Linked DNA regions of Homo sapiens: region 1 is linked to region 2. The links are chromatin loops, found by intact Hi-C in ENCODE. Cell type or tissue: HepG2. All regions are shown on one strand. Links, peaks and the distances in the headings refer to the core of each region. The heading gives the core; the rest is flanking DNA.

Region 1 (8,000 bases), core at 1-8,000, 320 kb after region 2:
ATAAATGGATGAGTGGATGGATTAATGGATGGATAGATGGTGGGATGGGGGATGGAAGTAGAGATAGATTGATGGAGAGAGGAACAAAGGTATGAATAGATGGATGATGGACAGATGGATGAATGGAAAACTGAATGGATAAATGGAAGGAGAGAGAAATGGGCGGAGAAACAGATGGACGGATATACTTCCTATGTACTAAATTGTGTCCCTCTGAGTTCTCCTCTGTTCTCTGAGTGATTGACACCAATGACCATCTCCCTTTTCTTCCTAAGACTCTGTTCCCCTTTGGCTTTTCAAGGCCCTTTGCTGGGTTCTCCAACTCTCCAACTTCTAAGTCCTCTTCAGACACCTCCACCACACACCTGGTGCTCCCGAGATTCAGCCTTTGGTCCATTTCTCTTCTCACCCACTTTCTCTAGAGGAACAAATCTTACCAAGCATCTTTAACAACAACCTCTATGTGAATGATTGTAACCCCACCCCTATATCCCAGCCCCTTCTCTGAGATTTAGTCATGTTTTAAATGTATTCATTCAGTAAAGATTTAGTCAGTACCCTCCATGGTGTCCAGTGGGTCTCCCAAATTCCTGTCCTGTTCTTGTGGGACTCTGCGCTCATCGCTTCTCATGGGTCAACTGCAAGAGCTTCCTAACTTGATCGCAGCCACTATCTCTACCACTCCAACTCTGCCTCCATGTTGCTCCCACCTGGGAGCTCTCTGATGCTCTCCTAAACCTTTGATGGATAAAATCCAGCACCCCTCTGACACAGGAGGCCCCAATATCTTGCCTTTCTATGGCACCGAGTTTTCTTCCTCTGACGCCATGACAGTCCCCAAGGCCCCTTCTTCCCACCTCAACCACTGTGTCCCCTCCAAACTAAGCTCCCCTTCTTCTGCTTCACTTCCCTGCTCCTTGTCCACCAAGGCCTGATCTGAACATGGCTCCTGAGACCCTCTGCTGTGACACTGCTTCCCCAAAGAAATACAGGCTCTCTGTTTGGGCCTCCTAGGTGGATTCCATTCCATTCCTTTTCCATCCGCATTCACACTCGAAGACGATAAAAGATGGTCTGGTGCCATGAGTCCATCTGTCCACAATGATCAACACAATATGCAAATGCAAAGACAAGGAGTCCCTGCTTTTTTCTCTCTCTGAGCCAAGAGTGGAAAAAGTGATTGGTAGGACTTGGGCAGGTGAAGAAAGACGTGCTGAGGAAAACGAGGCAGAGACCCTGAGCTTGGGCAGATGCAGGGAGGGGACCAGCTGGAGAGAGGGAGAACAGGGAGTAAAACTAGACAGGGACAGGCTCCAGCAGGGGCAGACAAATGGCTTCACACCCACCTCTGCCAACAGAGAGATAATGAATGAGAGAGAAGGCAGGTCATAGCTGGGCAGGTCATAGCTGGCTCCTGCCTGGTCCAGGGCTCAGGTTACCTCTGAGAGCCCGAGCTGATAGAGCTCTGCTGCTGCTGAGTGGAGCTGAAGGGCCACACATGCACATCAGGAGGTGGCGCAGGCAGAAGGGGCACTCTGGAAGAGCCAGCAGGAAGGTGCCCCTCCCCATGGGATGGAGTCAAAGAACACCAGGGTGGGCAGCAGCAGATGTCAGAGAACCTGCTTGCCCTTCTCTCAGGGTCTTGATGAATCTGCTGTAGGCACATAGGAGTCCAGCGGCCCCCAGAGCAGACAGGGTAGCAGGCAGCTCGTGCAGGTGGGGCATATTAAAAACGAGCCATTCAGCACTCCGAATGCATTGCTAAAGACACCCATGTAATCATTTGAAATGAAAACTGCTCAAATGAACTGGAAAATGTTTTACTTGTATTTTCTCATATTCTAGAAACTTTCTTTCCATGGTTCAAAAGTTTGCATTGTCTAATTGCTGATTTCCATTTGTGAATGAATCAGCGTAAAATAAAATTAAGTGCCAAATTAATCTACCCATCTAGTTTTAGGCATTAATTATCCTCTGAGCCATTTTCTCCTGCGCTTGCTGCATGTCAAGGCAAGCCCGGATATAGTGATGTGGGATCCAGTTTTTGACTCAGGAATTTAAGCCCAAACAGTAGAGGATGTCCTTGATCTCTAAGATCCACAGTTTATTGTGTGAAGGGGGTCTCATTCCAGGCAAACGAAACACATTTCTCACCTTTTAAAGGTGCACTAACACTGTCAGACCAAATAAATTATGGGAGCAGAAATTCGCTGCATGGTTTTATGACACGTTCCCCAGTTGCCTGATCGACCAACTAACAACATTACATTTCCTCTAAGTGTCACGGGGTCACCCCCAGTGTGGCAAATGTGGGGCTGACAAGGGCAGAATTTTGGAAATTGCATGTGCTGTTCTCCTGGAGCTGTGCCAAGGGAGGCCTTCTTGGTTCTGCTAAAAATCCCCCAGGCCTCCAAGATACAATGATAGGGTCCTTGATCCCTGGGGAATGGTAGAACCATATATGGTGATTTCATCAAAGCCACCACTCTTGGAGACTACGGGGACAGAGAGTTGGACACCAGGAAGAACAAGTGTATCATATCTCCAGCAGGGTCAAGAGAACCTTGGGGACTGAGGACATAGAGCCGCTGACCAATTTCCTTTTGAGGTTCAGCATTATCAGAATCTTTCTAAAAGGAGTGAGATACCCTTGACCCAGCACTGTTGGCAAAGAGGAATGCAAATGTAACATTCAATTTCCAACTCTTGGGAGGCTGAGGCAGGAGGATCACTCCAGGCCAGGAGCCCAAGAGCGGCCTGGGCAACATAGCAAGACCCTGTCTCTAAAAATAATTAATTAATTAATTAAAAGAAATTAGCCAGGCATGGTAGCATGCACCTGTAGTCCCAGCTACATGGGAGGCTGAGATGAGGGGATCGCTAGAGCCCAGGAGTTAGAGGCTACAGAGAGCCTCAACTGCAACACTGCACTCCAGCCTAGGTAACAGAATGAGACTCTGTCTCTAAAAAATAATAATTAAATAAAAGAAAAAAGAGAAGCATTCAATTCTACCTAGTAACATACTGCCAGAAAACGTAGAGCGTGGACTACTGGTGTTCAAGGTGGAGGGCTGGCCCTGATTGGAACCCCTTAGGATGTAGCTCCCCAGAGCAAAATGTCATGCTTTGGAAACAATGGCTGCATAGGTGAGTATAAACTAGGTGTTGTCACTCAGCCACCCAAGGATGCAGCAGCTCTGCTGCACGTGCTGAATGCCCCAGAAGGGCAAGGCCACTAAACCACCAAGCACACCCTGAGTTTTTTCTCAACAGCGACCCCATGTGGCAGCAGCTAAAGCTACCGGCAAGCGGGCGGCTTCGCAGGCTTGGGGGTCCCTCTTTGCTTGGCACTGGAAGCAGAAGGCGTTTTGGAGTCTACCTCTGTGGTTCTTCGATGGAAACATGAGGGAGCATGCCCAAGGGGAAGGTGCTGGACCGCCTGGTAATGAAGAATAGCTGAGGTACCTGAGCTGTTAATTAAAACAGTAAAGAGAGAGGAACATATTTGTGGCACCTGAGCCAGCGCTCAGACAGGAGGGAAAGTATAAGTTTAAATTACACAGATTTGCATCAGGCACAAAAGGTTATGCTTCCATTCGGCCCAAACCAGTCCTGACATCCTTCCAGGCACTAAGAAAAGCAACCAGAGGAAACCTGGCAGGGGAGGCACTGCTTCGGGGGAAGACTGTGAGGCTTTGAAATTCCATCACACCCTTCTAATAATACCTCTGCATTTGCTTTTCTGTAGACAAGCTTGGAGGCCCAAACAGTCAGGCTCTGACTCTCCCCAACTACCTCAAGGGGAAAGGAATCTGTCAGCTTCCCTAAAATGGAAAAGGAAAAAGGAAAACAAAGTCAAACGGAAAAGCTAATGTTGCTTCCCATCTGTTTGAAGGCATGAGGCGGAAGAGAGACAGGTTCTGTGCAGAGGCACTGTCGGACCCTGGGGAAGGAAACCTGTAGGCCCTGAGTTGGAAAATATTAAATTCAGGGAGCTTTTAATGAGCTTGAACAGCTCTTTGATGGTTGCTGATGTTAAGATGGAAATGGAGCATTTGAAAGTGTGAGCTTTCGAAGAATATGGTTTTTAGGAAGCAAGTTTCCCTCTTGCCATCCCTTCCCTTTGGGGCTATTCAAATGAGACCTCAAGTCATCACATCAGTGGTGAGGTTAGGGTTATAGCAACTGTAATGTGAGACCCAAAGAACCTCCAGCTCCAGCTAGTACCAGCTGCTACTCTGGGTAGAACAACAACGGCCTCACAGAGATGGATTGAGAAGGGATGGGATAAAAGGCATAAAATTAAAGACAAGAGTAATAAAATCTGATGGAAGCAAACACTGCTAGCCAACCTAGCAGCTCAAATTATATTTAGCACCTCTGAGAGGGAGGGGGTAATCATGAGTAATAAATCCAGGCTCTGGAAAGAAATTATGGGCTAAATCACTTGACAATGGGTAACACCAGGGAAGTCACGGATTCACCTTCCCAGGAAAGGCTCAAGACAGTGTATAAAACCCATCAATCACACTGAGACAAATTTCACTGGGTAGGGCCCCAGGACAGTCTAGATCTGGATTCCTAAACAGCCTCTGAGCTTCTCCCAGAGCCAGAAACGTGGCAGCAGCACAGACACGCCACTAGTCCCACCATCCAGCCCAGGGATCCTTCACCCCACTGCATGGTGGCTGCTGTCCACTCCAGGAAGATCGGGCAAAGTCAATACATAGACAAGGGCTGTCTGCTTCCTGTTGTACATTTCTGTGCCGTCAGCTGAGTCCACTCCCTGCTATCAGGGATGTCACAAACAGTTCCTGAAACTTGTTCCTTCCTCAGCCTGAGGCCCTAGACATCACCTAAACCATCCTGTTATCTGCAGGTTCCTCCCATCGCCTCCCCCAGAGCCCTCTAAGTTCTCAACTCCCAGCTATTCTCACTACAGCTTAGCAGGAAAGCAATTTGATCTAATGAATTCTCACCAACCCTCAAAGGATACTCTCTTTTTAGAAGAACAAGCCAGAGAATGCAAATTATCTGCTCAATATGGGCTTTCTCAATATGTGTGGGGGAGGTCTCAGACCTTCTCTGGCCATCTTGTGTAAGATAAACCTGGGAGAACAGGAAGGAAAGGCTCCATCACCACCACCTCTCCCACCTCCCAGCCATCGTTCAATAGATGGAAGACTCATCCACAGCTCCATTTCTACCCCATACAGCTTCCCATCTTGAGGCAGGAACAAAAGCCCAGGTCTCCTGGCTTGGACCCATCAGTGGACAAGATCACATCTTATTATAGAGACAGGGAGGAGCTGTCTGGCATTAAGCCAAGTAAGACCCTAGAAATCCAGTCCTACTCCCAGAATGGGGATCCCTTCTGCTTAGAGACTACAGGGGGCCAGGAATTGGAGTTTCACATCCAGAGATCTTCAGGATCTCTGCTCCATCCCATCGCTGGACCCCGAGCAAAGCTCCCTACAGCTTCTTGGCTGCATTCATTTTATTCATCTTCAGCAGAGGGTGCTTCGACACCCTAATTGATTGGCTTCCCCAGGTTCCTGGCTTGCTGAGGCTCTGCCTCTTTCTCAGGACCCTTCTGGCACACCCATCCCTGCTCCTAGCCCACAGCTAAGAGGGCCTCAATGAAACAGGGGCTTGGAAGTGAGGAAGGGTCCTTGTATTGCATTGCTGGAACACCTGTTTCTTCCCAAGATGCAAACTCAGTTCATAAGACGCTTGGTCATCCGAGTCCTTCCTCATACAGCAGGTCACTTGCTTCCAACTTTTTTTAGAAAGGAGGAGAAACATTACTCCCAAAAAGTCTTCAGCATGAGAGGGTTATACAGATGACAAGGACTTACAGTTTTCTTTGGTCATTATTACAGCTGGTTTAAGGAAAGAGTGGGTTCCCATTCTACCAGAATAAAACTTAAGTTGAACAGAAACTCAGAATCTTCAACATCACAGACATTATTTTTTCTGCTCTTGGCTTTTTAGAAACGGGGAACCAATAGGAAACAAGTACATGGTCATAAACCCATCTGCTTGTCCACTGGCTTAGCATATATTGAGGGCTTCTACCTGGGGACAAAGTACAGCTGTTTTTCAATATGATACCCCAAATCTACCTGCTTCGATCAGCAATTGAATTCAACACTAAGTTCTGGGAAGGACACACATGAAATGGTTAACAGTGACTGCCTGAAGCTTGGGGGTGAATGGGAGCAGAGTGAAGGGTAACTTTATCTTTTCACTCTACCTACGTCTATATTGCTGTTTGTGGTTTATGTTTGTTGGTTTGTTTGTTTTGAGACAGGGTCTCACTCACCCAGGCTGTAGGTCAGTGGCATGATCTCTGCTCACTGCAACCTTCACTTCCCAGGTTCAAGCAATTCTCCTGCCTCAGCCTCCTGAGTAGCTGGGACCAAAGGCATGCACTACCACGCCTGGCTATTGTTTGTATTTTTAGTAGAGGCAGGGTTTCACCATGTTGGCCAGGCAGGTCTCGAACTCCCGACCTCAAGCGATCTGCCTGCCTCAGCCTCCCAAAGCGTTGGGATTACAGGTGTGAGCCACCGCGCCAGGCCTGTGGTTTTTCTTTTCTTCTTCTTCTTCTTCTTTTTTTTTTTAAGACAGATTTTCACTCTTGTCGCCCAGGCTGGAGTGCAGTGGTGCCATCTCGCCTCACTGCAACCTCCACCTCCCAGGTTCAAGCGATTCTCCTGTCTCAGCCTCCTAAGTAGCTGGGATTACAGGCGCCTGCCACCATGCCCGGCTAATTTTTTGTATTTTTACTAGAGATGGGGTTTTGCCATGTTGGCCAGGCTGGTCTCAAACTCCTGACCTCAGGTGATCCACCCGCCTCAGCCTCCCAAAATGCTGAGATTTCAGGCGTGAGCCACCACACCCGGCCAGTTTTTTCTTTTTTAAACACAGAAAATGTATTCATGGACTCCTTCAGATATCAAAGTAAATTCAGAAATGGCCAAAAAGCAAAAAGAAGTGAATGCTTTCAACAACATCATCCAGGCTCAGCAGGTTTCTGGTGGAGGCTGAGATCTGGGAGATGAGCTAAGTGGGAAGGTGACCTCTTCACAGCGACAGAACAGTCCAGAACAGACCCAGGCATTCAAAGTTCTCCCCAAGGCTGGACACTGCTCAGTCCCTCTCACTGGTCTCTTCCAAGTTTCTGCCCCTGAAGGTCAAAAGCCTCCAAAGCTCCAGCCAGCTCCTCTCGACTTAATCACTGGCAGCCCTCAGGACTTGAGCAGCAGGTGTGTGCCTTAAGGTCACCTCACCCCAGGTGACCCTCTCACCTGAGAGGTATCCAGGAAAGGCAGTGGTATTTTACCTCATTCCAGCATCCCTCAAAGCATTCTCAGGTTAAAGATGGGAACTTTCCCCAGCAGGGAGGCCTGAATAGCTTCTGAAGAACCCCGTGGCAGACACAGAGGTCAGATTTTTGCCAATCCATTCAAATGGACTGGGCTCCCCTCCCTCCTCTACCTTGGTAGAAGCACAGAAAAGGGAGCTTGGCAGCCGAAGCAGCCGCCAAGACTTTCCCTGTCACCTCATTAATCACCAGCTGCCAGTGCCCACTTACCTGCAGATGTAATTCGTCTTGCAGGAGTCCTGCAAATTCAAACAGTTGGGCTTCTCCCTCTCTTCATAGGAGCACACAGGCACGATGGTCTGTCGCCTCCGCTCTGTGCAGGCGATGTCCCGGCAGGAGCAGAAGAGCATTCCGTAGCTGTGCTTGGCCGGGACCTTGTCAAAGAACTGCCGGAGGGCCTTGTGGCACTTGCGGCGGTTGCAGACATCGTTGGACACGCTGGTGGTGCACGGGGTGATGTACGCCGACCTGTACTTCTTGCAAATGTCGTCGAGGTTGCAGGCCTTCGCTGCATCCAGGCAGTTGTTCCCTTTGGGAATGTGCTCCACTGCAAATGCAGAGAAAGACAGGCATGGTCACAGTGCTCGGCTCTGTGTTCTCACCTACTCTG
Region 2 (16,928 bases), core at 5,333-13,332:
GTTCTGACCCTGAATAAATGGCAACCTCTCAGATATCAAAAGGCTCACGTACTAAATCTTTCCTCCAAATCCCCAAGGCCTCTACGGCCTTTCTGTTACGATTGAATTTTAGCTGATTTAATATCTGTTCCTAAACAGTGACCAAACAATAATTCAGTTAAGCTTATATCCAACCAGAGGATCATTATGTAAATTTGAGTGAGGGTAGAGAGAGTGAAGGAAAATGAAATATTCTGCCTCATTTACCTTTAGAAACTTGTAACTTGACTTAAAAAAAAAAAAAAACTTTTAAACTGAATATATTGGTGTCAGAGAGATCTAGACCAGTATGTTTTTAAAAATTCCATGCCTAAGGTAATATTTCATCTGCTTTTCTAGCTTTATTCTCTTTTTTCTATCTTCTACTACTTTTTTAATAAGCTTAAAGTAGAAAGAATTAAAAGGCACCTATTTTCTTTACTCAGTTTCTTACACATACTTCAAGCTTCACATAGATGTTCGTTAGCATTAAAAATGTTCGGGGGTTTTTAAATGAACACATTTTCTCTTACTCTGCCATCTGCCAAACCAGTGCAGTTCCTATATGATTTATGTGAGATAACCCAGAAGAGTCAGAGACATAAATAAAAACTAAAAATCCATCAGTGGTAATTAGAATCTGTCTAATGACAATGGTGATGTTTGGAAGAATATATTATACATGTTCCTGTCTCAGGACTTTTTAATATCCTTCTCTTTTTTGCTGAAAATCTTTTCTCCCCCAGGTCCACATAGCTTACTTCCTTACCTGCTTCAAGTCTTTACTCAAATGTCACCTTTTCAGTGAGGCCTTGCAGAGCCAGACCCTATAAAATTGTGCTTCCCCCTTCCTCATGCCAACATACTTCTAACCACCAACATTTCCTGCCTTATTTTTCTCCATAACATCCATCATAATCTTACCTATGCTTTTTCTCATTATTATTTGTGAAATATATCATGTGTACAGGAGAGTGTACAAAATACATATGCACAGTTTAGAACAAACACCTGGGTAAGCAAACACCTGTCTAATCACCACCCAGGTTAAGAAATAAGAAGCTCCCTGGGTGTTCGGAAAGGTAACCACTGTTTCAACTTTTATGATAGTCATTCCCATATGTTTTCTTATTATTTTATCAATTATGTATATTTGTGAATAATAATACAGACTTTAGTCATTTATTCTAGTTAAAACAACAGACTAAGATATCTGGCACTCTTTGTATATAGATGAGTTCCTAGACCTATTCCAGAATACTCCAAAACTTATTCTCAGCCCAAGCAACTTGACTCTTCCTTCACCAGCTCTCTTAACTCTGTCTATTTCACCCCCAACCTTCCATCTCTTTCCAACCTTTCTTCCCTAGTTTGGCATACCACTACTAGATGTTTAGATTCTTCTCCAATTCTCTTAACAGGACAGTCTTCACTTTTGATATGAGTCAGAATCAACTGACCAAGGTAATCAAATTTTAATGAAAATAGGTAATTTCTTTCATTCCTGAAACAAATTTAAATAGTTATAGAGTTTCTGCTATTTGTTACCTATTCTAGTAACAGAAAACCTCATGCTTATCTGGACAGCCAAACTTTTTGTTCTCTGGTACAATCCTCAGAGTGACTTTGCTTTGCTTACAGTTATCCCATGTACAATTTCCATTTAGATTTATTCCAAAGATTTCAGCAAGCATACTGCTTCACAGATGATCTCACTTTGTTTTGATAATGTGCTCAATCATTTCATATACAATCAAAATGAGTAATCAGAGGTTATGCAAATGAAACTTTATCATCATTGGGACTGCTGCCTATTTGCAAGTATCCTTCATCCTCATCTAGTTGAAGTTAGCTATTATTCTATTCTACAGAATTTTCAGTGGAACAATGTCCACCTTTCTTTTGTACGCTACAGAGTCCAGAGAACTGTACTCATTTTCTTTTTATGTTGTTAGAACTAGATGTATCATTCAGCTATAATCTGAGTTCTACAATAGCTGTAATCACTGTGTCACTGGCCCCTGAAATGAATTCTTAGATTGGGCAATCACTACACTATCAACATATATTGGGTGTAGCATCTAAATCTTCTGTTGAGAATATTGCCGTTTTACTTATCTAAAACAGTATGCAGTAAGTGTAGCAGTATATATCTAAATTAACTTCTTTTGTAGCATTTTATCAGTGTTCTGCCTTTTCTCTACATTGGCTGCATTTTACCAGAAACAAAAGTTGTGGAGCAGTAAATTATCCATAGATAGTCTAGAAGCTCTTTTGATAAAGGATATTCAAAATGTTATATGAAAAAAATATAAGTTTTTCTTTAGTTTTTTCATTTATTAGCTTCAGCATTTTTCATTTATTTCTTCATTCAAAGAACAGGTTTTTAACTGATAGCTAAAATTATTATATCCTCTGCTCAATACGGTTAAGTTCAAATAGGCAAAAATATACACAGAACTCTACTTCTAAAAATATAACTGAAATATCTATTTTCAGTTTGAAAAAAAAATCATTCTTTCTAGAGGGTACCTAGCTTCAGTGGCAGACTGATCCAGTTCTTTGAGAGACATGTTATTGCCAGATATTTAGAATAAGTAGTATTTGGAAGAATACAAATATACAAATGATTTTTTCCATATAAGTAGTAAAACTTTAAGGAGATGCTTTAAAGAAGAGGCTTAAACATTTTTTCATCACTACCACAAAATAATAATTTCACCATTTTTAAGGGTTCGGCACTGAACTGATTATGAAAAGAAAGTCTTGTTGCAAGACTTCAATGAAAATAAAATATAGTATTTTTAATAATTGTATGGTTAGTCATTATCTGTGCCCTACTGATTTTTGGTCATAAGGTTATATTTGAAGAAATGTCTTCTTTTATATATTCAACTTCAACTCAATCATGTAATAAACTTATCTGGCATGTGAAGAATTTTATGTAGTCTCTCATCATAGAAAATGATGGTAGGTTGCCCATCTGGCAAAGGTTGTAAGTTCAGATATGCTGATGATTATTATCTGTGTTAAAGCAGCCTCAACACTTTCCAAAATATATTCATATAATAGTAGCTCATTATCTATATTAAACCACAATAAAGTTAATATTAATACCATGGATTTTATAAAATAACTTTGAACGAAGCTGAAAGCTTCATTTAGTTTAATAATAACGATGCTTGAGGACCACTTTGGTTTTAATAAAAACATGGAAAGTAGCAGATGAGAAAGAACCATAAAGATGCCAGTCGAATAGCTGTAATACCAATTAGTTGGCAATTGATTCATTCATCAAATATTTATTGACTACCCACTATATTTATGTACCATCACACCTTGGACCAATAGAAACTGAATTAAGTTTTAAAACTACGATGAATAAGGGTGCAAATGAGGAATGACTGATTGATAATCCCAATGAGTGTGGGATTTTTCTTTGTGGTGGGTGATGAAAATGTTCTATAATTACATGACAACAATGGTTGCACAATTCTGTGATTATACTAAAAATCAATGAACTATGTGCATCCACTCTAAACATGTTGATTTTATGGTATGTGAATTAAATCTCAGTACAGCTACTTAGAAAAACAAAGCTTTATTGATGGAAGACAACAATGTCATAATGATATTGATCATAAAGTTATTGGCTCTCAGCCAGTGTTGAACAAGTAGACAAGTGTGCATCAAACGGTTTATGAGACAATCCTAAAGAAGTCGGACTATTTGGATTTGGGATTAACATTTGCTCTACTTTGCATGCACAAGAAAACTCAGGCCTTGTGACACAGTATGCATGCCTGTTTTTAAACAATCACAAATTTACAAAAAAGTATTTACAAGTATATATAAAGAATTTTTTTCCTCATACCATTTCAGAGTAATTTGCCACCTGACACCCTTTTATCTCCTAATACTTTGATGTATATCTCCTAAAAAAGGAACATTTTCCACATAACCACAATGTAGCCATCAAAATGGAGAAATTAACACTGATGTACGACTACCACCTAATCCTGACTCCATTCAAGTTACAGCAATTTTTCCATTTACAGCAAAATTATAGCAAAAGAATCTAGTTTAGAATCATGCGTTGCATTTAGTTTCCTCAGTATACAACAGTTTCACAGTCTTTCCTTGACTTTCATGGGCTTGATAATTTTGAATAATTATTTTATAATGGATTTTAGAATGTCCCTCAATTTGGATTTGTTCAGTGTTTCCTCATGATTACATCCAGGTAATGTAATCTTTAGTGGTGATATTCACTTCAGCAAAAGTGATTCTATATTCTTTTCATTGCATCCTATTGGGATGTGCACAATGTCATCTTGTGCATTGCTGATGATGTTTGCTTTAATCATTTGCATAAGGTAGTGTTTTCTTCAATATAAAATTATTATTTTCCTTTGTACAATTAATAAGTTCTTTATGGGAAACACTATTAAACTATGTAAACCTCCCATTCCTTATCAAACTTTCAATTTAATATTTCCTTATTTATATGACACCTTCCTATTTTATTCACTGAATAATAATCTGTTACTATCATTATTTTGATGCTCAAATTGTCCCAGATCTGAGAGGCCCCTTTAAGATGGCTTCTGTGTCCTTTTGAAAAGTCTCTATATTCTTTGAGCATTTCTTTACTTTCTGGCACAAGATATTCCAGTCTCATCTTGTACTTTCTATGCCTCAGTGATTTCTCCAGAAAGTCCTGGTTTCTTTTAGTGGAAAATGGTATTTAGAAGCCACAATCTGACATTAGGTGTGCTCATTGCTATTGAGGTATTGCTGCTTCCAGGCCTCTCTGTAGACAGAGCTGGAAAACATAGCTATGTATATATACATTTACATGTATATTTATTTCTCTGTCTATATACTGAACACCATGAGTTTATATAAATGGCTAAAATTCTGATCCAGAATCCAAGGTTCATTTATCTGTTCCCATATTTATAACTCCTTTACCTAATTAGGTGATGAACCCGGTTTCCATTATCCTTAATGTATTGAGTCAAAAATAAAGCCTCCTTTTATGTGACCAGTCTCCTGGTCTCAGCTTTCCTCCCATCCCCAGTGCAGATTCCAGTCTCCCATGTATTAGTCCGTTCTCACACTGCTATAAAGACATACCTGAGACTGCGTAATTTATAAAGAAAAGAAGTTTAATTGGCTCATGGTTCTGTGTGCTATACAGGCTTCTGCTTCTGGGGAGACCTCAGGAAACTTACAATCATGGTGGAAGGCTAAGGGGAAGCAAGTGCATCATTACATGGCTGGCAGGAGAGGGAGAGAGACAGCAAAAGAGGAGGTGCTAAATGCTTTGAAACAACCAGATCTCTTGCAAACTCTATCATGAGACAGCACTAGAGGGATGGTGCGAAGTGCTAAACCACTGGAAACCACCCCCATGATCCAATCACCTCCCACCAGGCCCCACCTTCAACACTCGGGATCACAATTCAACGTGAGATTTGGGTGGGGACACAGAGCCAAACCATATCATCCCCCATTCAATCTCCAAAACCCATGCTGGGCTGGCTTCTGCCCCACACGGATCCCTCCTTATCCTGCTAATGCCCTTGTGCTGAGTGCCAGATCACTCCCACATCTAGCTTCCCTCCTCACTCTGCCTGGGCACCTGAACTCCAAATCCCTGTGCAGAGTTGTCCCCTGAATGCACACACATCTCACCTCACTCAGGCTTTGGATCCCCACATGGGCCACAACATGCTGCACTCTGCTGGCTCTCAGACACTTCATGCCAGGCTGCCTCTCTGTGGAGATGCCGTCATCACCCTGCTTGGGACAGCTTTAAAACAGGCAACTGCCATATGCGGTTGCCTTTTCCACCCCACTCATGTTCTGATGCCACGTCTGCCCTCCTTCACATGTACCTCCTCACCCCAATGGGGCTCTGATGCGTGTTCTGGCACACCATGGTTTCCCCTTCCCACCTAATCTGGACACCTACCTTGCTCTGCTGCCCCTAATGGCTTTAGGACTAAATTGTTGAAACAGGTAAGCAAAAGGAAGCAAAAGGGAAGGGGAAGGGGAAAAGCTCATGCAATATTTTAACTTAACACATCTTTCTCACCCACTGGACTGAAGTTCATGGCCGAAGGAACCACATTTTTTCCATCTTTTTATTCTCAGTTCTTAACAAAGTATCTGATTCATAGAGGTAGGTAGCAGTGCAATAAATGCTTGTTAAATTAACCTCATTCAAGTGGAAAGCTGAGAACTTAAGCAATTCCAGTCTTTGGCTCTTATCAGTGATCTCAGTCAAACCCTTTGAGCATTATTTTCGAAAGGAAAGTAAATCATAAGCAGTTTGGCCAGTTGTCCTCCAAAGAGGATCTTTCTGAAAAAATGTAACAAAATGAAGCCTTTTCATGGGGGCTAACCCTTCTATATACAATTTGCTAACAATATAAATTAAATCTATTGATTTATTTTGAAATCATAAACTTAAAAAGAGCAATGTTCATTAGATGTAGAGCTTTTATTCTTAATTAGTATCAAAAATCATTGATCAGAATTATGCCTTCTTTCTTCCATTTTCATAATATAGGCAAGTGAATTAGTTTCCATATAGTTTCAACCTTATAGCTCCTCCAAGAAATGTAATAAACAAAAAGATAATTAAATGATATTTGGACTGAAGCATTACATAGGAATAACAAACATAAAGGCTTTATTCTAAAATATAGGGACCTTGACTTTTAGTTCCTGTTAATGGCAGGAACAAGCTTTTATTTGTGTCTTTTCTGGGAAGTTTGTTCATTTATTCAAAATGTAGTTATTAGACAACTCAGGCCAGCAACATAATTTGTGGGGCCCAGTACAAAATGAAAATGCAGGGCCTCTTGTTCAAAAAGTAGGAAAAATAGGCCTTTAAAAGTCCTAAAATATGACACCTTTTCCTTTCTTCCGTGGTCTCTCTCCTGGCCTTTCGAATAGTGTTTTTTAATTTGCAATTTAATTTTACACTCAGGCACTGGGATACTCACCAAGCAGGTATCAACTTTTATAGGCACCTGAAGGCTCACCTGGGGCAGAAGGAAGGGCTGGGGTGCAGGCATCCACAGCCCACCAACTGCAAGGCTTCTTCTGCCAATTTTTGGACTGACACTGGGGATATTAGAATGAACAAAACAGACAAAAAGTCCCTGCATCATGGAATGTACATGTCAGCAGAAGACTCAGTTAAAAAAAAAATTGTATGTGTGCACGTGTGTGTAGTATCTGTTAGGTAGTGATAAACCCTTTGACAATCAATAAACAAAGCAGGAAAGTGGGGTTTGGAGTACTCAGTGTAGTGGATAGAAATGGGCTCCAATTTGAAGTAGGTTAGGAAAGCCTTCACTAAGAAGATGACATTCAAGCAAAGATCTGGGAGAAGTACAGGAGCCAGCCATAGGGCTATCTGGGCTGAGATGTTGCAGGCAGTGGCAGGAGCAAATGCAAATTCTTCTCAGTCAATGTTGCAAATACTTCAGTGAGACAGTCTAATTTTCTCAGAGACCTTTTTTTTTCTTTTTTTGAGACGGAGTCTCGCTCTGTTGCCCAGGCTGCAGTGCAGTGGCACGATCTCCGCTCACTGCAAGCTCTGCCTCCCGGGTTCACGCCATTCTCCTGCCTCAGCCTCCTGAGTAGCTGGGTCTACAGGCACCTGCCACCACGCCCGGCTAATTTTTTGTATTTTTCGTAGAGACGGGGTTTCACCGTGTTAGCCAGGATGGTCTCGATCTCCTGACCTTGTGATCCGCCCACCTCGGCCTCCCCAAGTGCTGGGATTACAGGCAGGAGCCACCGCGCCCAGCCTCTCAGAGACTTCTTTTTACTCCACACCCCACCTACCTTTCCCCACATCACTAATCTTGTTTCTGGAATTTGTTCCACCTTCTCTTTTCCAAATTTAGTTAGCCTAGGTGAGATTCCTGCTCTCTCACCTGTTACAGGAGGCTTCTAACTTCCTGCCTCAAAGCTCTCTGCTCCCCATACCACTGCCTGTTGCCCTCAGCACTGCTGGAGCTCAAGTCTCAAACATAACTGACTGTGTGTTCTTACTCAGAAGACCCATTGTGTGGCTTTCATGCACCATACCAAAATGCAGAAGTATGGGACCCTATGTTATGTTCAGAAATGCCATAAAATGATCTGCCCCATATGCTGACTAAACTGGTTTTGTCCTGTTACAGACCATCACCTGCTCATCTACACCTCCATGCCTTTGCTCATCCTGGAGGATATTTGTTCAGTCTCAGAACTTGAGGGCTAACTTTTCATTCCAATTTCAACTCCAATGGAGTTCTTCTTGAAATGTTTCTTGATCTCTCCAATTAGAATAAACTACTTACTTGGTTTCAGTTTTACTTAAATATCTCTCTGTCCACCAAGTAATGAGGTTGCTTTTTTTTTCTTTTTTTTCTTTTTTCTTTTTTTTTTTTTTGAGTCGGAGCCTCGCTCTGTTGACCAAGCTGGAGTGCAGTGGCGCGATCTCAGCTCACCACAACCTCCGCTTCCTGGGCTCAAGTGATTCTCCTGCCTCAGCCTCCCCAGTAGCTGGGACGACAGGCACGTGCCACCATGCCTGGCTAATTTTTTAATTTTTAGCAGAGATGGGATTTCACTATGTTGGCCGGGCTGGTCTTGAACTCCTGACCTCGTGTTCCGCCCACCTCAGCCTTCCAAAGTACTGGGATTACAGGCGTGAGACACCAGTAATAAGCTTTCTTTACGTCGGAGATCCTGTCTTATTTATCTTTACATTTATAATACCTGTCTCTTTGCTTTGCACACAATATGGACTTAATACATGCTTGTTGAATTTAACGTTATTAATGCAACTCATATTATTAATTGTAATGGTAGTAAATTCTACAATAACACACCTGGCAATAATGCAAATTAGAATAGCTTGAATTGAAACATGGAATGATTGGAAAGCAGCTTTTTCTCCTCTACCTGATTCCTTTTCTCAGGAAGGAGAAGGGAACATAGAGGCCTCTCCCTCATGGGGATGCTGGACAGGGAAAAATCAGACAATCCTATTTCAGGAAACAGAGAGGTGGGGGTTAGTTCCCAGTATTCTCCCAGCCCATTCTCTCTGGATCAGGCCAACAAAACATTCACCAATTAACGAAGAGATTCCTGGAATCACAGTTGCTCTCCCAGAAGTCCCAGCCAGGCCCCAGAATTCTGCCCATCAATTTTTATGTTAGAGCAGTCACCACTAGGTGGTGCCGAACTTCAGCCCAGGGTAGGTGAAATTTGCATCAAATAGACTCAGAACTTCCAGATGTCCAGTTGCACAGGCTCACCTTGGCCATTTAGCTAATCTCATAATAACACAACCCTACATTTTACACAGCTGAATTTCTGGGGCACTACTTATTGCATTATGGCAGTTTTGTTGTATCATTTTCTAAAAATCTTTCAATATCAGATACTCTGCCAGCCACTTTACAGGCTTTATCTCTAATGCTCACAGTAACCTGTATGGTAATGGGTACTGATACTTTTCTTCTTTTAGTAAAGAATCTGAGCTGGGCATGGTGGCTCGCACCTATAATCCCAGCACTTTGGGAGGCCGAGGCGGGTGGATCACCCGAGGTCAGGAGTTCAAGACCAGCCTGACCAACATGGAGAAACCCTGTCTCTACTAAAAATACAAAATTAGCTGGACGTGGTGGTGCGTGCCTGTAATCCCATCTACTCAGGAAGCTGAGGCAGGAGAATCGCTTGAACCCCACGAGATGGAGGTTGAAGTTGCCAAGATGGCTCCATTGCACTCCAGACTGGGCAACAAGAGCAAAACTCCATCTCAAAAAAAAAAAAAAGAAGAAGAATCTGATGCTAAGAAAAGAAATGTCTCTTGCCCAAGAGCTGTGCCTTGTACAGCTAAGTGACAGGTGACAGACCTAAGAATTACATTCAAGCCTGTCTCACTCTAATGCCATACTTGTCATATTTCTGCTATACTTCAATTTAATGATCAAAGAAAGGAAGGAAAGAGACAGTGGAGAAGAAAAGTAGGGAAAGAAACAGAAAGAGAAGGGGAGAAAGATATGTTTGACAGAAAAGTAAATGAAGTATGTTACCATCTGTTTTTTTCAACCCCAGAGGTCTGATTCCCCCGCAGGAAAGAGTTGCTTCTAGCCTGTCCTTTATCTCTGCACCTGCCCTGCTTATCTCCTGCACCAGAGGCTCCTACCATGACCATTAATGGACTGAGTTTTTGTGTCCCTACGAAATGCATAGCTTGAAGCCCTAACCCCCAATGTGATGGTATTAAGAAGTGGGGCTTCAGGAAGGTAATTAGGTTTAGATGAGGTCATGAGGGTGAGTTTTCTCTCTCTCTTTCTGTCATGTGAGGACACAGCAAGAAGGCAGCCATCTGCAAGCCAGGAGGAGAGTCATCACCAGAACCTAGCCACACAGGTTCCCTGATCTAGGACTTCCCAGCCTCCGGAACTACAAGAAATAAATGTCTGTTGGTTAAGCCACCCCAGTCTATGACACTGTGTTGTAGCAGTCAGAGCAGGTGAAAACTGTAACTTGTTATTCTCTAAGGAAAATACAGGTCTTCTTCTCAGGCCTGTCTTCAGAAACAGGTTCACATCCCCATCTTCCAGTCATTGAACTAAATGGAAAAGTTTTTGTCTTCCTAGTCATTGTCTGCACCTAAACACAGGCTTGCCCATCTGTAGTCCTAGTCTGTTCCTTTTCTTTGGTGAGGATAACCCTTCCTGTCTTGCTTTAACACCCTGTATTTTCCGTTCATTAGTGACTCAGACCTCTGATAATGGTATACTAGTTAACCCCCTGTCTCGTCTGACTTTAAATGATTGCCTGTTTTGACCTTGAGGAAATATGAGTCCACTAGGAACTACAATCTTTATGGCCACTTGAAAATCTTTATTCCACTTAAGGTGGAATAGGGTACCTTGCCACAGAGGAAACAAGTAAGGAGAGAAAGAGAGTAAAGATCAGTGAGAGGAAGAGAAAACTAAAACTACTAGTATAAAAAGTTCTGAAATTTCAGCAAATTATTTTGCTTCCAACTGTACTTAACCATTCTGCCCTTTATTTGCAATAAAAATATTGGGGTATTATTATCTTTGAAATGCAGATTATGTGGTTAACCATTGTTCACTTTCTAAACCCTGTAAGTATTTAACTTGTGGATGGGGAATATTGTTTGGGACTGTATTGGTTGCAAACCAAAATGATCTACACTCACACAGCTTAGTGTCAACATTAACATGACTTTACTTTTTAGCTGTCTTTGTTAACATGACTTTACTGTCCTACTGTCTTCATCAACATGATTTTACTATTCCAAGAAACTCTTGCCTTGGAAGATAAAAATAGCAAATGATTTTCTTGTCCCTTTCAGAAACTTTTTGAAAATTCATTTAAAGGAATATTAAATAATTCAACTTTCACAGTTAGCATCAGATGAATGTTTATGCTCCAAAATTCATTGTGAAACCTTCAGCTTGTGTGTCTTCCAAACTTAAATTATTATGTAGTGTCTTAACCAATGTTAAGACATTAGTGTCAGCATTACTGACACACAATCAAATGCTCCCCTATGGAAAAACTTGCCTTAAAAAAAAAAGAAACACACACACACACACACACACACAAAACAAAAAAAAACAGAATTTCTACCTTCCGCCCCCCACCACCACACACACACACCTAAATTCTCTTAAATATCCCGACTTTGCCTTCCTCCTCCCAGAGACTACTAAGGCCATGTCAAGGAAGCTGTCTCCCCTATGGTGGTAAACAATGAACTCAGCTCTGTCATATGACAGGCTATAAAAAGCTGATTTTGTTGATATTCTGGGAAAGCTACCATTCAGCAGGCAAGTGATTGAAGCCATTTCCTCTCAAACTTATGAAAGTAAACTAAAGGTCTGATTCTGCCCAGGGAGGAAGTTTCTCCACTCTATCATATAGAATCCATATGTCCATCATACTTTTATTTGAAAAGAAGGGATGCTAACTCTCAGAAGCATGTCATAGTAAGCACAGAAGTGGAAAAAAAGAATTGATCATTTTTGTGAGGGAAAACTTAATGAAAAAATTACAAAATCATTATAAATACAATTCATTTGAAGTTATGTTTTGAGATTACATTATTTTCTCTCTGGCATTTAGACACCTAAAATTCACTTTAAAATATGTTGGTGAACAAATCTCATTCTCCAGAAGTACATTTTTAAAATGGCAATATTTCATAATAACAGTATAAAATGAAAATAATTGACTATCTCTTGCCTTGTGGGACTTGGCTTTTAGTCTAAATAGATATGAAACAAAATGACATTCATCTATATGAGACGTTTGTTAACTTAAAAGAAATTAAGTCAGAAGCCTATAAGGCTAATCCATAAATCAGCAAATCAGATAAATTAGTAAAACTTTTCCAGAATATTATCCAGGGGCTCCTTACTCCTTTGCAATTTGTTACCTGTTTTACATGTCCTTTTAGGAAGGGTTCATTTCCCATTGACAGGCAAAAAGAATATATGAAATTAGAATTTTCAACAGCTTGCAACATTTGTGTCATTTTTGATTTAACAATTTTAGAAGACTTGTTCCAAAATTACACCTGAATTTCATTTTCTTTGTAGTTTTCTAAAATGCTGCTACTATCAGGACATAATAAAAGCCACACAGCCAGTACTAGAAATGCTGTCATGTAACCACTAAGACCACACTAAAAGGCAAAATGCTGCAGCTGAAAGTATTTTTAATGACTTGAAATTGCTTGGAATGCTTTCTAGAAGTAAAAGGGTGCAGATTTATTTACCTAGTATACTTACCTAAATTAATTTGGCAAGATTATTTTGGTTCAAATCCTCATTCAATAAAATTTATGTTAATATTTTTAAGTGGTTTTTTTCCTGAAGGATATAATATATTGCATTAACACAAATTTACAACAGTCATGAAAGTAAAAGGTAAATTAAGCCATTTCTGAAATATGAATAAGGACTACATTTTTAAATAGACTACATTTATGATTTTATGTGACCTTGCAGATAAACATCACTATGTAAACTGTTAATGAGAACAAATAGAATCACATTCTATTTTTAGTTTTTCCTGATGTATAGTTTCCATTAGAGATATGGAGGAAACTTTATTCTTGCATAATTTTTGTTTTAGAAGTTTGGGTTTTTTTGTGTTTTTTTTTTAACATTTTAAGCAAATGGGCTTTTTATATATCTTTTTGATTCGGTACATTCCTTACTACAGAATGAATCCTAGTGAAATTCTCACTATAGGCCATTTTTCCATGTTTTTTTCTTTTATGGAAATTTTAACCATGGTTACTAACATATAAATAAACTCTTTTAACTGCAAAGTCAGAATGGGTATACTTTGTTATGAACATATTAACTTATTCCAGTTTCATGTCTTGTGTTTTTCTGCACTCATTAACATCTCCTTGGTACTTGGGATCATGGCCTGGCCAATACGCATAAAGATGACGAGATATCTATGGACTACAGTACATCTGTTTAATAATTAGTAATTGTTATGCATTGTAAATGAACGATTTTGACTCATACCACTGACATTTAATTAGTTTTTACTATATTCCAGGTACATATGAGAATGTCACATAATTATCTTCTTTAATTTTTACAGTAACTGTTATCATTACTTCAGAAAGGAACAAAACTCCATTTAGAGAGGTTAAATAGAAGGTCCAAAACATGTAGCAAGTAAAAAGTATCCAGAACTTAGATCCAGGTTTGTATACTACTCCCTAATTGGGGCTCTTAACTACTTTGATGCATTGCCTTTTAAACTTACTTTCTTGATTATCTATTTGACTAACATCTCCCCAGGACACACAAAATACTTGAATTCATGCTATTATGGCCTGAATGTTTGTGTCCCTTTACAGTGTATATGTTGAAATCCTAACCCTCAATGTGATGGCATTAGGAATCAGGGCCTCTGGGAGGTGGTTAGGTCATGAGGTTGGGGCCCTCATAAATGGCATTAGTGCCCTTACTAATAGAGACAGAGACCTGGCTCCTGCTCTTTGCTCTTTGCCACGTGAGGGTACAATGAGAAGACAGCCATGTGCAAAGTAGGATGAGTGCCCTTGCAAGACACTGAACCTACTGGTGCCTTGATCTTGGTCTCTTCAGCCTCTAAAACTGTGAAAAATAAACGTTTGTTGTTTAAGCCGCCCAGTTTATGCTAAATTGTTATGATAGCCTGAACTGACGGAGACACATGCGTACCACAAACAACAAAGGCTCAAGGATCCTTAAAATAAAAACCAAGACTTTCAGTGGGTTGTAACATCACGTAGTGGAGGTAGGTTTCCTCTCCTCTATACCTCTCCCAAGTAGGAAACATATTAAGATCACAGGGGAGTTAATTGGAACTATTATTTCATATGTAAAGAATGTATTCTTTATAACTTCTTGGGAATATATCTTAATTTCTTTTAAAGAAGATTAGTCTAAGTTATAGTTTAGTCTATAGTTTTGTAGGTTAGTCTAACAACATTTTCGTTAAGTCTAAAGAATAATTTGCAAACTATGTGTATGTGCTACATTTGTGTATTGAGTGGGTGAAGATCGAGTTCAGCACAGCATGCCTCTTAGGTAAATATGTAAAATTCTAGGAGTTATTTTTCAAGGGGTACAATTCTACACCCAAACATTCCCCTCCTAATTCTACCTCCTAATCGTAGAAGAAGCAGCCCCTTGGTTATTTAGCCCAAGAATCCAATGTGACTTATCTGTAATCCTATTAGTCCATTCTATTCCCTTGATATTGGGAAGTTTTGCCTGTCCCAAAAGAGGCCATTCGGAGGTTATTCTTGGATGATTCACTCACTTGTGAAAGCAAATTGTGTTGGCTTCAAGATGCTGCATTTTTTTGTAAACAATGCCATGACTTTTACATTTCTTTACATCTTGGAGCTACCCACTTCTGCAGGTCCATTCTCTCTCTGTCACCATTTAAAATTATGTAAGGTAAGTTTTCATAAACCCGTAAAATAATGGTTACATAAATTGGAACTTCCTACCACTCATATCTTAGTTGTATTAAATCAAACATTTACTACTATTTCCATCTGTTTCACTCCATGACAGCATCACCTACTTGACTCTGTTATACTAAGAGTTCAGTGAGAAGAGCATCAGGGAGCTTAGTTCTATGTAGTATCACAGAACCAAAAAGCACCTTAAACTTGTCAGGGTTCTGTTTCTTCAGCTGTAGAAGAAACCAGGGTTAGGGTTGGGGGTTATGGGGAAGATAATACAAGTACAGGTAGGCAGCCTGTGTGACTAAAAGTTGTATCTGGTATGTTTGTCACTTAGGGACTTTTATGGACCTAGATTCTAAAAATCATCCCAATAATAACCTTAAATCATGTCAGAAAACTCTACAATGGAATAGATTTTTGCATTCAGAAATTACGTGCATTTTCCCCAGCATGGTATCCACTTACCTAACACTTTATGCTACATAAAACGATAAATTATCTAGTGTGATCTAAAGCCATCAGAAACATTTAAAAGTTTTATAGTACAGTATTTTAAAGTTTACTAACCATTATATAAAATTAATAAGATAGTTTATACAGTCTCTTGCTTTATTGATTGTGGGTAATAACCTGTAGATGGGAATATAGTGGAATAATGTGCCTAACTGCCTTTAAAAGAACTTACTTAAACTTCAGTAATTTATTTCTGTGTTTCTTGGATTCCTTTTACTTCTGAAGTCTTAGTGAGGAACGGTCAGATATTGAGTTGCTGTATTCACTAAATATTTTGTGGAGAATTTCTTTAAGGAAAGATGTGGATTTTAATGCATAAATTTTTTAGACAGACTATTGAAGTTGAAATTTCATTTCAAGAGGCAGTCAGCTTTGTTTAACTCTATATTTTTAGTATCCAAAGTTACTGAGCCAGACTTTGCTTTAATTAATTACTATAGGATGTGAGGCAGTTCCAGTGCTGCTTTTTCTATTAACTTGCAATTTCCTGTAGGAAATTAATAAAATGAAAGAGGGGGTGGCCGGCAAGAATAAATATATGCTACAGTTGCAAGTCACTAAAATTCATCAGAATAAATTAAACTGCACAGGTTTCCTTTTTTTATAATTCTATAAAGCTTCTCAATTCTTAAGGCAAATTTGACAAAGAAACAGGGCCATCTAAAAATGATCAACTTTCATATAATATACATTAATTAATTGATTAGAATATGAAATTTGTCAGATCAGTGTTGTTTAATGGTTAAGAAGGTAAATTCTAGAAACAGACTGCCTGAGTTTAAAATCTGGCTCTGCCATTACTAGCATGAGACTTTGAACAATTTACTTAACCTGCTGTACCTCTTTATGTTTAAGATGCAAATTATAATAACACTTATAGGGTTCGTATGAGGATTAAATTAGTTAATATGCATAGTACCTGGTATATACAAAGTACTACACAGGCATTAACAGCAATTAGCATCTGTTTTTTCATCAGTATTAACATTTAAGAAAAATCATCTTACTTTAGCTATCCCTTTCTGCAACCTCTGGAGTCAAATCTTAAGGTGACAAATTTAAGTTTTTAAAATATTTGCAAATTTTGCTTTGTTTTTCTGAGTCCTTTTTAAGTGAGTTACCAGGAACTCCAATGAATGCATGTCGTTGTACTCAGGTACTTTTTTTTTTTTTTTTCTTTGAGATGGAGTCTCGCTCTGTTGCCCAGGCTGGAGTGCAGTGGTGTAGTGGCATGATCTCAGCTCACTGCAAACTCTGCCTTCTGGGTTCAAGTGATTCTCATACCTCAGCCTCCCGAGTAGCTGGGATTACAAGCGTGTGTCACCACACCTGGCTAATTTTTGTAATT

What was found. A loop is a pair of places that touch in the nucleus more often than their neighbours do. Peaks named below come from ENCODE experiments on the same cell type or tissue, not always from the same donor. Only the 100,000 strongest peaks of a DNase experiment are listed, where the experiment ranks them.
Region 1: a loop joins it to region 2, with 12 times the contacts of the local background. A loop is called at or near these places in 2 of 110 quality-filtered maps.

What each region holds. Positions count from the first base shown.
Region 1 is chr10:116,117,621-116,125,620 of GRCh38, forward strand. GFRA1 (GDNF family receptor alpha 1) reads right to left here. Exons shown (of 11, transcript NM_005264.8): 6 at 7,601-7,937. Among named protein-coding and RNA genes, the nearest start is that of SNORD158, 73 kb to the right of the region's middle. In HepG2, for the core only: a CTCF peak has its summit at 3,275 (motif pointing left); no DNase peak of the experiment used is centred there.
Region 2 is chr10:115,790,366-115,807,293 of GRCh38, forward strand. The region is part of intron 27 of ATRNL1 (attractin like 1); the gene reads left to right. Among named protein-coding and RNA genes, the nearest start is that of SNORD158, 400 kb to the right of the region's middle. RefSeq lists an enhancer at 10,958-11,459. In HepG2, for the core only: a CTCF peak has its summit at 9,275 (motif pointing right); a DNase peak (open chromatin) is centred at 9,266.